Linked DNA regions of Homo sapiens: region 2 is linked to region 1. A link is a loop called in an ENCODE intact Hi-C map of the cell type or tissue named here. Cell type or tissue: A673. All regions are shown on one strand. Links, peaks and the distances in the headings refer to the core of each region. The heading gives the core; the rest is flanking DNA.

Region 1 (5,381 bases), core at 182-5,181:
GTAGTCTTCTTATTTAGCCATTTTCCCTATTGAGATTTCCTCTCCCCCCAAATTCCATTATTATAAACAACACAGTAATGAACATCTTTGTGCCTAAATATTTGCAGGCCTTTTAGATTATTTCCTTAGGACAAATTCTTCAAGGGGAATTCCTCCTAGGTGAGAAGATACACATATTTTTGAGGCAGGATTCATGCATCCGGGGTCCTGTGGTATAATATGATCTATTTACACATTAAATATCAACATGATTTCTAAGTATTCTGTTGCCAAAATGCCTCTCTCTCCAGAAAGGCTTACTAATTTCCACACTTTCCAGTTAGTGTACAAGTGTGATATTTCCTCATACCAAGCCAACATTTGTGTCTTGGTCCATTTTGTGTTGCCATAATAGTATACCTAAGACTGGGCAATTTATAAAGAAAAGAGGTTTATTTGGCTCATGATTCTGTAGACCAAGAAGTTCAACAGCATGGTCCTGGCTTCTAGTGAGGGCTTCCATGCTGCATCACAACATGGCAAAGAAGGTAAAAAGGGAAGCAGATGTGCGAAAAGGGAAAAACAGAGGAACATCCCAGCTGACAAGGTTTGGGTGTTTGTCCTCTCCAAATCTCATGTTGAAATGTAATCCCCAGTGTTGGAGGTGGGGCCTGATGGGAGGTGTTTGGATCACAGGGGCAGATTCCTCATGAATGGCTTATTGCCATCCCCTTGGTGATGAGTGAGTGAGTTCTTTCTCTGAGTTCATGAGAGATCTGGTTGTTCAAAAGTGTGTGGCACCTCCCTGCTCCTGTCTCACTATGTGACTTGCTGACCCCCCTTTGACTTCTGCCATGACTGTAGGCTTCCTGAGGCCTCACCAGAAGCAGATGCTGGCACCATACTTCATGTACAGCCTGCATAACTGTGAGCCAATTAAACTTCTTTCTTTATAAATTACCCAGCCTCAGATACTTCTTTATAGTAATCCAAGAATGGACTAACACACTGGCTGTATAACAATCCACTCTCTTCCACTCTCTTGGGAACTAATCTATTCCCAAGAGAACTAATCTAGTCTCACTGGAGCAAGAATTCACTCACTACTGCAAGAATGGCACCAAGTAACTCATGAGGGATCTTCCCCATGACCCAAGCAGCTCCCACTAGGCCCCATCTCCCAACACCTCCACACTGGGGATCCAATTTCAACATGAGTTTTGGTGAGGACAAACAAACCATATCTTAACCATGGCAACTGCCTACAAAAAAAATTTTTTTTAAGCTTTGTCTAATGTGCATTTTTAAAATATAGAAAGTGAAACTACGTTCCTTCGTTCATACTGGTTTCCACCACAAGCTTGCTGCGTAACTTTGGGCAAGTCACTTCCCCGCTCTGGACTTCAGAATTTTTATCTATCAAATAAGGGGGTAAACTTTAACAGTATTCTTTTGGTTGCAAGTGACAGATGCAAAACTCAGCTGGCTTTTGGCAAGAATGAATAATTTATTGATTTATGCAACTGTAAAATTCAGTGAGTAGAAATTCAGGCATAGTTGCATCCAGTACTCAAATAATATCAAGAATTGGTTTCTTCTGTCTTTCAGAGGTTTTGATTTTGTTTGCTTCTTGGGCAGTCTCTCTCTCTCTCTCTTTTTTTTTCTTTCTTTCTTTTTTTTTTTTTTGAGACAGAGTCTCGCTCTGTTGCCCAGGCTGGAGTGCAGTGGCCAATCTCGGCTCACTGCAACCTCTGCCTCCCAGGTTCAAGCGATTCTCCTGCCTCAGCCTCCCGAGTAGCTGGGACTACAGGTGCGTGCCACCACTCCCATCTAATTTTTTGTATTTTAGTAGAGGCAGGGTTTCACTGTGTTAGCCAGGATGGTGTTGATCTCCTGACCTCATGATCCGCCCGCCTCAGCCTCCCATAGTGCTGGCAGACTCTTTTAGTCAGCTCTGGCACCTCTAAGACGACGTTCTCCAGCTTAGCAGCACCTCTTGTGATAGAATCCCTAGATCCATTTCAAGTGCACCGGCGTGAGGCGGGTGCCCATTATAAACCAATCATTGTGGAGAAGGAGGGAGGTCTATGCTGATTGACCACATCTGTATCTTGTAATCTCCCGGCAGTTAGGGAGAGATGGCTCCAGACAAACCCTGAGGATCTTCTAACCCTGACATCCCAGTAGTCCAGGACACTCTGGTTTCCCCAGCATATTTCCTACAGAGGTTTTGCGTATGTAGTTCCTCCATGGCCAAAGTCTCCCACCCATTAAATCTCATGGACACCTCATTTCAGTTATCTTTGCTTTCCGGGGGGTACTGGAATGGATGGGGAGGATAATTATCATATAAATTTATAGACCTCTGTTTGACAAACAGGGGACTTCCCTTGCAAAGGCACAAAGCCAGTTTCATAAATATTAATCAGAAGGAAACGGCAATCAACTCAAGTGGGAGAGGAAATGGCAAATTGCTTTTTCCTGTCTAGGACAGAAGAGCAACATTCATTTGTTGTATGACCAGAGGGTCTCTGGCAGGCTGCCTGTTTCTGCCAGCTTTCAATAATAATAATTAACAATAATATTAGTAGCTACTACTGATGATGTACCTACTGTGTACTACACATAAATGTGATACTTCACATGCATTCATTTTAACTCCTATTTTATAGATGAGGAAACCAAGGCTCTGGAAGATAATGTCACTTGCCCAGGAAGACACAGATAATATGAAGTTGAATCAGGATTCAAGCCCTGTCTACCTGCCCTCAATATCTGGGCCATATCTGCTTATCAGGCTGCCCAGGGTTTCTCCATGAGGGAGGTACTTAATTGTCTCTTGTCATTTGAGTTTTGGGGGTACAATAAATCACATTCCTATTTTATGTCTTTTGGGCAACAGGGAAGGTAGCCAGGGGGTCCTGGCTGCTTTTGTAAAAAGTTGTCGACATGCAGACCTCACAGGCTGAGGGCTTCGGAAAGATCTGCTCCAACCCTGGCTTTGGGCAGGAGCTAGGAGCTGGGTGCCAGGTTTATACACTTGTGCTCATCTCGTGTCAATGATAACTTTGCCACTTAACTAGTCTTGGGCCCATTTTACAGAAAAGGACATTGAGGCCAGAGGGATGATTGAGATTAGATCGCAAATTTCACTCATTTATTCAATGCATATTTAAGTAAATACTTCACTAAATCTTAGCCAATTTCCTCTTAACAAACTTGCCATGTTTACAGACTCTCAGTCTTGCTAAAAATCATGAGGACTGATGCCCACTGATGGCTAGCAGACACCACTCTCATTTCCCCGGGCACTTGGCACCTCTTAGCCAAGGTGCACACTTACTCTAAGTCGTTTGTGTTTGTTTCCAAACCTGTTTATGCTGGTTGTACATGTTGTTATAATTACACCATTTAATTAAGTAAACCTATTAAAGAACTGCTATCAAATTAGGTGTGGGAGGTGACTGTTTAGGATCAGAGTTAGTGCATATCACATAGATATCACTTGGCAAGAAAAACTATATGAAACACCAATAGCAAAAAACATTCTCGGCCAAAAAAGCCTCACCTTTTGTCTTAAGATCAGCGAATGAATGTACACATCTTTAAGTTTAATAAAATGTGTTAAGGAATTTATCATTTTCATTCTCAGTTTTAACCATTTTCCTTTTGATTTACTGACCAATTACTTATCTTATGTGTATTCGGTAAAAAGGGCTCCTCTGTATATACAAGATAACCAGGTGCAGAAGGACTTGGGGTAGGCAGGGAGATAGAGGAATTTGACACATTGAAAATGAACTCACACTTTTTTCTCCTGTTGCAAACATTCTCCTTCCTCATGAAGAACAAATGGCACCAGCGTCTGCCATCATGACCAAGCCCAAACCAGATGTCATCATGCATTCCTTCTTTCCCCCTTGCCCATAGCCAAAGTCCTGTTGAGCTGCTTCTTTGACATCTCCCACCCCATCCCACCTTCTCTCCCTTTTCTCCGTCCCTCCTTTAATCATTCCCTTCCTCCCTTCTACCCTTTTCTCCTCCCTCCCTCTCTTCATCCCTTCATCCTCTCTTCCCTTCTATCCTCCCTTCCTCTTCTCCTACCTGCAAGTATTTATTCAGCCTCTTTTATGTGCCAGCCACTCAGCTGACTCTGGGGAAACATTAGTGAGCCCAGTTAACAAGATCCGTGCCCTCAAGGAACTTACAGTCTAGTAGAGAGGACAAAATTAAGTCAGTAAACCAGAAAAGACAATAATTACAGATAGACATTGAGAGAACTTTAGAGGGAGCCTATCTGGAAGAAATCAAGGAGGGCCTCCATGAGGAGGTGATGTTTAGGCTGAAACCCAAATGACAAGAAGGAGCAGCTGGGAGAAAAGCCAGGAGAAGATATTTTGTGGAGTGAGAACATCGCAGAAGAAGGCTGGAAATCAAGTTAGAAAGGAAATGAAAACAGCCCAGGATGACTGGGGTCTGGAAAATGGGGCAGCATGGGACAGTCTGGGAGGTCAACAGGGCCTGGAAGTCAAGATGAGCATTTGTATTTTATTACAAAGGCAATAGGAAGTTTTGAAAGGTTTGGAGCAGGGAGCCAATACTCTGTTTTTTAAAAAATTGAACTTTTTATTTTGAGATAGTTGTAGACTCACATGCAATTCTAAGAAACACAGAGATCCAATGTACCGTTTACCTAATCGTCCCCAGTGGTAACATCTGGCGAAACTAGTCCAATTTCACAATGTAGATATTGACCTTCACACAGTCAAGACACAGAGCACCCCCATCACCATGAGGATTCATTCTGTTGCCCTTTTACAGGCACAGCCACTTTCTTCTCACCCCACCCCTTCCTTAAGCCCTGACAACCACTCATCCTGTCTTCATTTCTGTAATTTTGTCATTTCACAAATGTTATATAGATGAAATCATATAGTCTGTGACTTTTGAAATTGTCTTTCCTTCACTGAGCTTAATTTCCTGTAGATTCATCCAAGTTGTTGCAGATATGAAAATTTCATTTCTTTCTATTGGTGTGTAGTGTTTCATGGTATGGATGTACCACAGTGTGTTCACCAAGTACAATCAGCATAAACAGATTCGGAAACAAACACAGCCAATTTGGAGTAAGTGTACATTCTCTCATGAAAGGATCCCTGGACTGTTTCCAGTTTTGGGCTATTACAGATAAAGCTACTATGAACGTTCGTGTATAGATTTTTGTGTGAACATGAATTTCTGTTTCTCTAGGACAAATGCCTAAGAGTGTAATTGCTGGGTCTTGTGGTATTTGCATATATAGTTTTATAAGGAATCGCAAAACTGTTTTTCTGCATGGCTATTCCATTTTACATTCCCACCAGCAGTGTATGAGTGATTTAATTTCTCCATATCTTTGCCAG
Region 2 (5,381 bases), core at 202-5,201, 100 kb after region 1:
TACTAAGCCACTGTGGTGTGCAGGTAAATAGCACATCATTAGAGTTATCATGTATTATGCCTTTAGGCTTTGCAGACTTTACTCAAGTTTACGCTCACAACAGTCCTCTAAAGCAGATATTGCAATCTTCCCAAGTCAGAACTGAGGCTCAGAAAGAATCAGTAATTTGTCATGTAATAAGTGGGAGAACATGGATTTAAACCAAGGAGTCCTACCCCAGGCCCATGGCTCCCAACTGCTCTGCTCTACTGCCCTTTATCGTCCCATTTTATAAATGAGGAAGCTGAGGCTAAGACAGGCAAATGGGCTTGCTGAGAAGGAGCAGAGCTGAGACTCCCATGCTGGTCTGTCTACCTATAATGTTTTCAGCACATAGCAGCAGAAGATGGGCTGCCCTCCCCTCCTGGGGAGAGCAGTGTAGGTGTTGAGTCTGGAAAAAAACCATGGAGAAGGGTCAGCAATGCAAGAAATTCCAGAGAAACTGTGAAGCACAGACTATAAATGCAGCAAGAGATTGGCAAGGGAGACAGCAGTCAATACTGGTGCCTGGGTGCACAGCGTTCCTTTCTTTTTTTTGAGATGGAGTTTCATTCTTGTCACCCAGGCTGGAGTGCAATGGCACAATCTCGGCTCACTGCAACCTCTACCTCCCAGGTTCAAGCAATTCTCCTGCCTCAGCCTCCCAAGCAGCTGGGATTACAGGTGCTCGCCACCACCACATCCAGCTAATTTTTGTATTTTTAGTAGAGATGGGGTTTCACCATGTTGGCCAGGCTGGTCTCCAACTCCTGACCCCAAGTAATCCACCCACCTCAGCCTCCCAAAGTGCTAGGATTATGGGCGTGAGCAACCACGCCTGGCCATGCACAGCCTTTCTTGACGAGGTGGGTTGAGTCAGGCTTTGGAAGAAGGGTAGGATTTCAATGGCGGCGATGGCTCAAGAAAGACACTCCAAGCAAAAGCAGAAGATTCCTCCTATTGATTCTTAGCTTATTCAATCTGCAAAACCCTTGACCAGCAAGGGCTGATACCTAAATTGCACAGGCAAGAAAACTGAGGCTTAGGAAGCTCCCCCACCCCTAGCTGAGAGGGAAGTTCAAAGCAAGGAGGGTGCTGGGGTTTGGGGGAAGGATAGCCAAGGGAGCAGGGAAGTGAGGAGGAGGTGACATTAGCAGCAATCTGTCCCCATGCTGTCCCCATGCCTGGCCACTCCTGACATGGGGAATAGAGTCAGGAAACAGACACAGTGAATATCCTACATTCCTTACAATATGGCAGTTTTTATGAGACAAGGTCGCTCTCAAGGCTTGCTTGCTGTTCTCTCTGATGCTTAAGGTCGGGGCCGAGTCTTTGACAATTTTACAAACCAATCCATCGAGCTGCCCTGAGTGGACACCTGCCTGCATGCCTTATGTGACTCAGCAGAATTTGCCTTGACTTCACCTACACATTCTTACTGGCTACCAGGGACTAAGGTCAGTGATTTTTGCATAGAGTTGCCCATTCAAGTCACCCCTGGAACTCTACACCCCCTGCCCCCGCAAAAAAAAAAAAAAAAAAAAAAACAAAACAGTAAAATTGGAGCTGGGTGGTGATAAGGGGATCGTTCTCATTTAAAAGAGATGGAGGAGTAATGCAAGATGTTAATAATAAGAAAAACAGAACAGGGAAAAAGGATATATGGGAGCTCTCTATGCTTTCTGCTCTTTTTGTGAAAACCTAAAACAGCTTAAAACTAAAAAGTCTATTATTTTTCTTAAAAGAGACTAAAGAAGCATAATCAAATATAATGAGTATCATTCTTTAATAGAATCATTCTTTGAATCTTAGCATCATGCAATATATCTTTGTAGCACACCTGCACATGTACCCACTGCTTTTAAAAATTAAATTTGAAAAATAAATACATAAGGGGATAATATAAAAATACAGTGATACAGGACAGTTTTAGGATAATTGGGTAACATAAAAGTTGAGATCTTAGATAATGTTATGGATTTGTTAATTTTCCTAAGTGCGATACTGATACGTTAGAAAATGTCCTTCTTAGAAGAAAGATGCGAAACTATTTAAGGAGAGCTGTTGTGATGTTGTCAACTTGTTTTCATAAGGGGAAGGAAAGGAAAAGAGAAGGGAGAGGAGGAAGGAGGAGGGGAGGGAGGAAGGAAGGGAGGAAGGAAGGAAGGAAGGAAGAAGGAAAATGTGTTTAAACATAGATGTAGAGGAGGAGCTAAAGACAGAAATAAAGTCAATGTGGAAAATTCTAACAACTATCAAAGTAGAAGCTACGAGTTGATAGTGTCCTCTTTTGTTAACAAATTTAAAAAAAGAAGGAAGAAAGAAAAAGGAAGGAAGGAAGGAGCAAGGGAAGGAAAGAAGGAGGGAGGGAGGGAGTGGAAGGGAGGAAAGAAGGAAGGAAGGGAGTGAGTGAGTGAGGGAGGGAGGGAGAGGCACAGAGAGGAAGGAAGGAAGGAAGGAAGGAAGGAAGGAAGGAAGGAAGGAAGGAAATTAGCCTAATAAAAAAGAGTTAGGAGGGAGTCAGAGAGGAAGGAACTGACACTCTGCAGGTGATTCTCATAAACCATTATTCTATATTTAAAGAAAAAACACACAAACAAACATTTTCACTCACCCTTTAATGTTCAGCCCAACTGTAGCTTCCCCCAGGAAGCCTTTCCGCCCTCTGGCCTGGGCTGGGGCCTCTCCTGGCTCCCACAGCCTCCTGTGTCCCCCTCTGTACTGTGGTTGTCTATTTACTTATTTGTATCTCCCAGCAAGACTGGGAGATACTGGAGTTTCTGGAGTAGACCATGTCTTTCTTCTATGAATCCCCAGCATCAGGACTGCCTCAAAGAAAGCTTGTAGAATGGAAAGAATGAAGGAATGGAGGAACAGAAAGATGGGGGATTGTGGAACTGCAGAAAGAATGTGCAAAGGGCTGCCTCACCTGGGCTGAATAATTCAGAACCCAGTATCCCCACTCACTGGTCAGTCACATCCACTTCTCCTGGCTGAAAAACAAGATTCAAAACCCACTTCCAGTACACAATCTAAAGTGAGTTCTCCATATTTCTAACACCAAGCCAAGAGCCTTGTTTCATTTCTACAGGATGTGATCAATTTCTAGGATATCAAATTGAGAGGGAGGTGTGGGCCTCATCTGGTTTGAACCCCTCATTCTACACCTAGGAAAACAGAGAAGGGAATAGAACTTCCCAAGTCACACTCTGATGAGATGGTGCAAGTACTGGCTCTACAACTCGAGTCTTTTACCTTCTGCTACAATTTTCACAATGTTTTGAAGAACACAATTCTAGATTTGTAGAGTAATTAAAATCTACTTGGCTTGTAGATTCAATTTGGATTCAACATATTTAAGTGAATTTAATGCATCCCTTCACTTTCCATGCAGAGACATTGTCTCACCAGAGTATGGTGAAATGGCAATAGTGACAGAAAATCTCAGACTCATTCATAAAAGCACCCAGTTCCCCATGAAGATGCAGCTTTAACTGAATGGAAATTATGCATCCATTAATATTTCCTTGCGTCCATCCTGAATCATTTATTGAGTGTCATGAAGACAGATGCTGTCAATATAGAGATGAATAGTGATTGTCTTCAAGTAACTTACATTCTAGAGGGGGTGGTAGATGCACTAAGTTAGGACTGGAAGAAAATATAAGTGAAAGTTCGTGTTTCCCTAGGTGTAGAAAGTAAGAAAAAAAACTTTTAAGTTCAGGGGTACATGTGCAGGTTTGTTATATAGGTAAACTCATGTCACAGGGGTTTGTTGTACAGTTTATTTCATCACCCAGGAATTATGTCTAGTACTCACTAGTTATTTTTTCTGATCCTCTCCCTCCTCCCACCCTCCACCTTCTGATAGGCCCCAGTGTGTGTTGTTCCCCTCTATGTGTCCATGTGCTTTCATAATTTAGCTCCCACTTATAAGTGAGATGATGTGGTATTTGGTTTTCTGTTCCTGTATTAGTTTGCTACGGATAATGGCCTCCAGCTCCATTCATGTCCCTGCAAAGGACATGATCTCATTCTTTTTTATGGCTGCATAGTATTCCATAGCATATATGTACCACATTTTCTTTATCCAGTCTACCATTGATGGGCATTTAAGTTGATTCCATGTCTTTGCTATTGTGAATGGTGTTGTGATGAACCATATATATGCATGTGTCTTTACGGTAAAACAATTTATATTCCTTTGGGTATATACCCAGTAATGGGATTGCTGGGTCAAATGGTTTTTCTGCTTTTGGTCTCTAAGGAATCACCATGCTGTTTTCTACAATAGTCAAGATGGATTAAATACTTAAATGTAAAAGCCAAAACTATAAAAACTCTGGAAGACAACCTAGGCAATACCATTCTGGACACAGGAATGGGCAAAGATTTCATGATGAAGATGCCAAAAGCAATTGCAACCAAAGCAAAAATTGACAAATGGGATCAAATTAAACTAAAGAGCTGCTGTACAGCAAAAGAGACTTATCAACAGGGTGAAGAGACAACCTACAGAATGGGAGAAAATATTTGCAAACTATGCATGTGACAAAGGTCTAATATCCAGCATCCATAAGGAACTTAAACAAATGTACAAGAAAAAAAAAACCCATTAAAAAGTGAGCAAAGGACATGCACAGACACTTTTAAAAAGAAGGCATACATGTGACCAACAAGCATATGTAAAGAAGCTCAACATCACTGATCATTAGAAATGCAAAGCAAAACCACAATGAGATACCAACTCACACCAGTTAGAATGGCTATTATTTAAAAGTCAAAAAAAGACAGGTGCTGGTGAGGTTGCAGAGAAAAACGAATGCTTATACACTGTTGGTGGAAGTGTACATTGGAAAAAAAAATGTTTATTTATGTAAGAGAATAAAAGCCTAGCTCAGCACTCAGCTTCCAGATGTAATAGCTTGCACCAGAGCTACTTGGAAAGCCAGAAAAGTAGAATTCAAATTTAAGGACAGTGGGAAGCCATCAAAGCAGCCAGGACTCAAAAGGCCAAATCCTGCAAAGAGGGAAATACACTGAAGGTGAATACAGTATGATGTGGCACTTTCCCTGAGAGTCATTTGCTGACCTGAAAGAATAATTAATATGGAGAACTTATACTTCCAATGCTATATTGGTTCAAGGATGGACACATAGAAAAGTGAAATAGAATAGACAGACGTATATACATAAGATCACTTGATTTATGACAAATTTATACTGTTGTGTAATGTGGACAGTATCATTTCTCTAAAATATATGTGCTAGACCAACTCAATATCTATATGGAAAAGAGTGAGCCCTACCTCACACCACAATGAGCCCTACCTCACATCACAAATAAGTATCAATTCATGATG

Evidence for each region. Peaks named below come from ENCODE experiments on the same cell type or tissue, not always from the same donor. Only the 100,000 strongest peaks of a DNase experiment are listed, where the experiment ranks them.
Region 2: a loop joins it to region 1, with 2.0 times the contacts of the local background. A loop is called at or near these places in 1 of 110 quality-filtered maps.

The regions. Positions count from the first base shown.
Region 1 is chr22:26,119,056-26,124,436 of GRCh38, reverse strand. No RefSeq gene overlaps it. Among named protein-coding and RNA genes, the nearest start is that of LINC02559, 30 kb to the left of the region's middle. In A673, for the core only: no CTCF peak of the experiment used is centred there; a DNase peak (open chromatin) is centred at 2,406; H3K27me3 peaks cover 1,375 bases.
Region 2 is chr22:26,014,152-26,019,532 of GRCh38, reverse strand. The region is part of intron 42 of MYO18B (myosin XVIIIB); the gene reads right to left. Among named protein-coding and RNA genes, the nearest start is that of MYO18B-AS1, 120 kb to the right of the region's middle. In A673, for the core only: no CTCF peak of the experiment used is centred there; a DNase peak (open chromatin) is centred at 2,502; H3K27ac peaks cover 3,312 bases.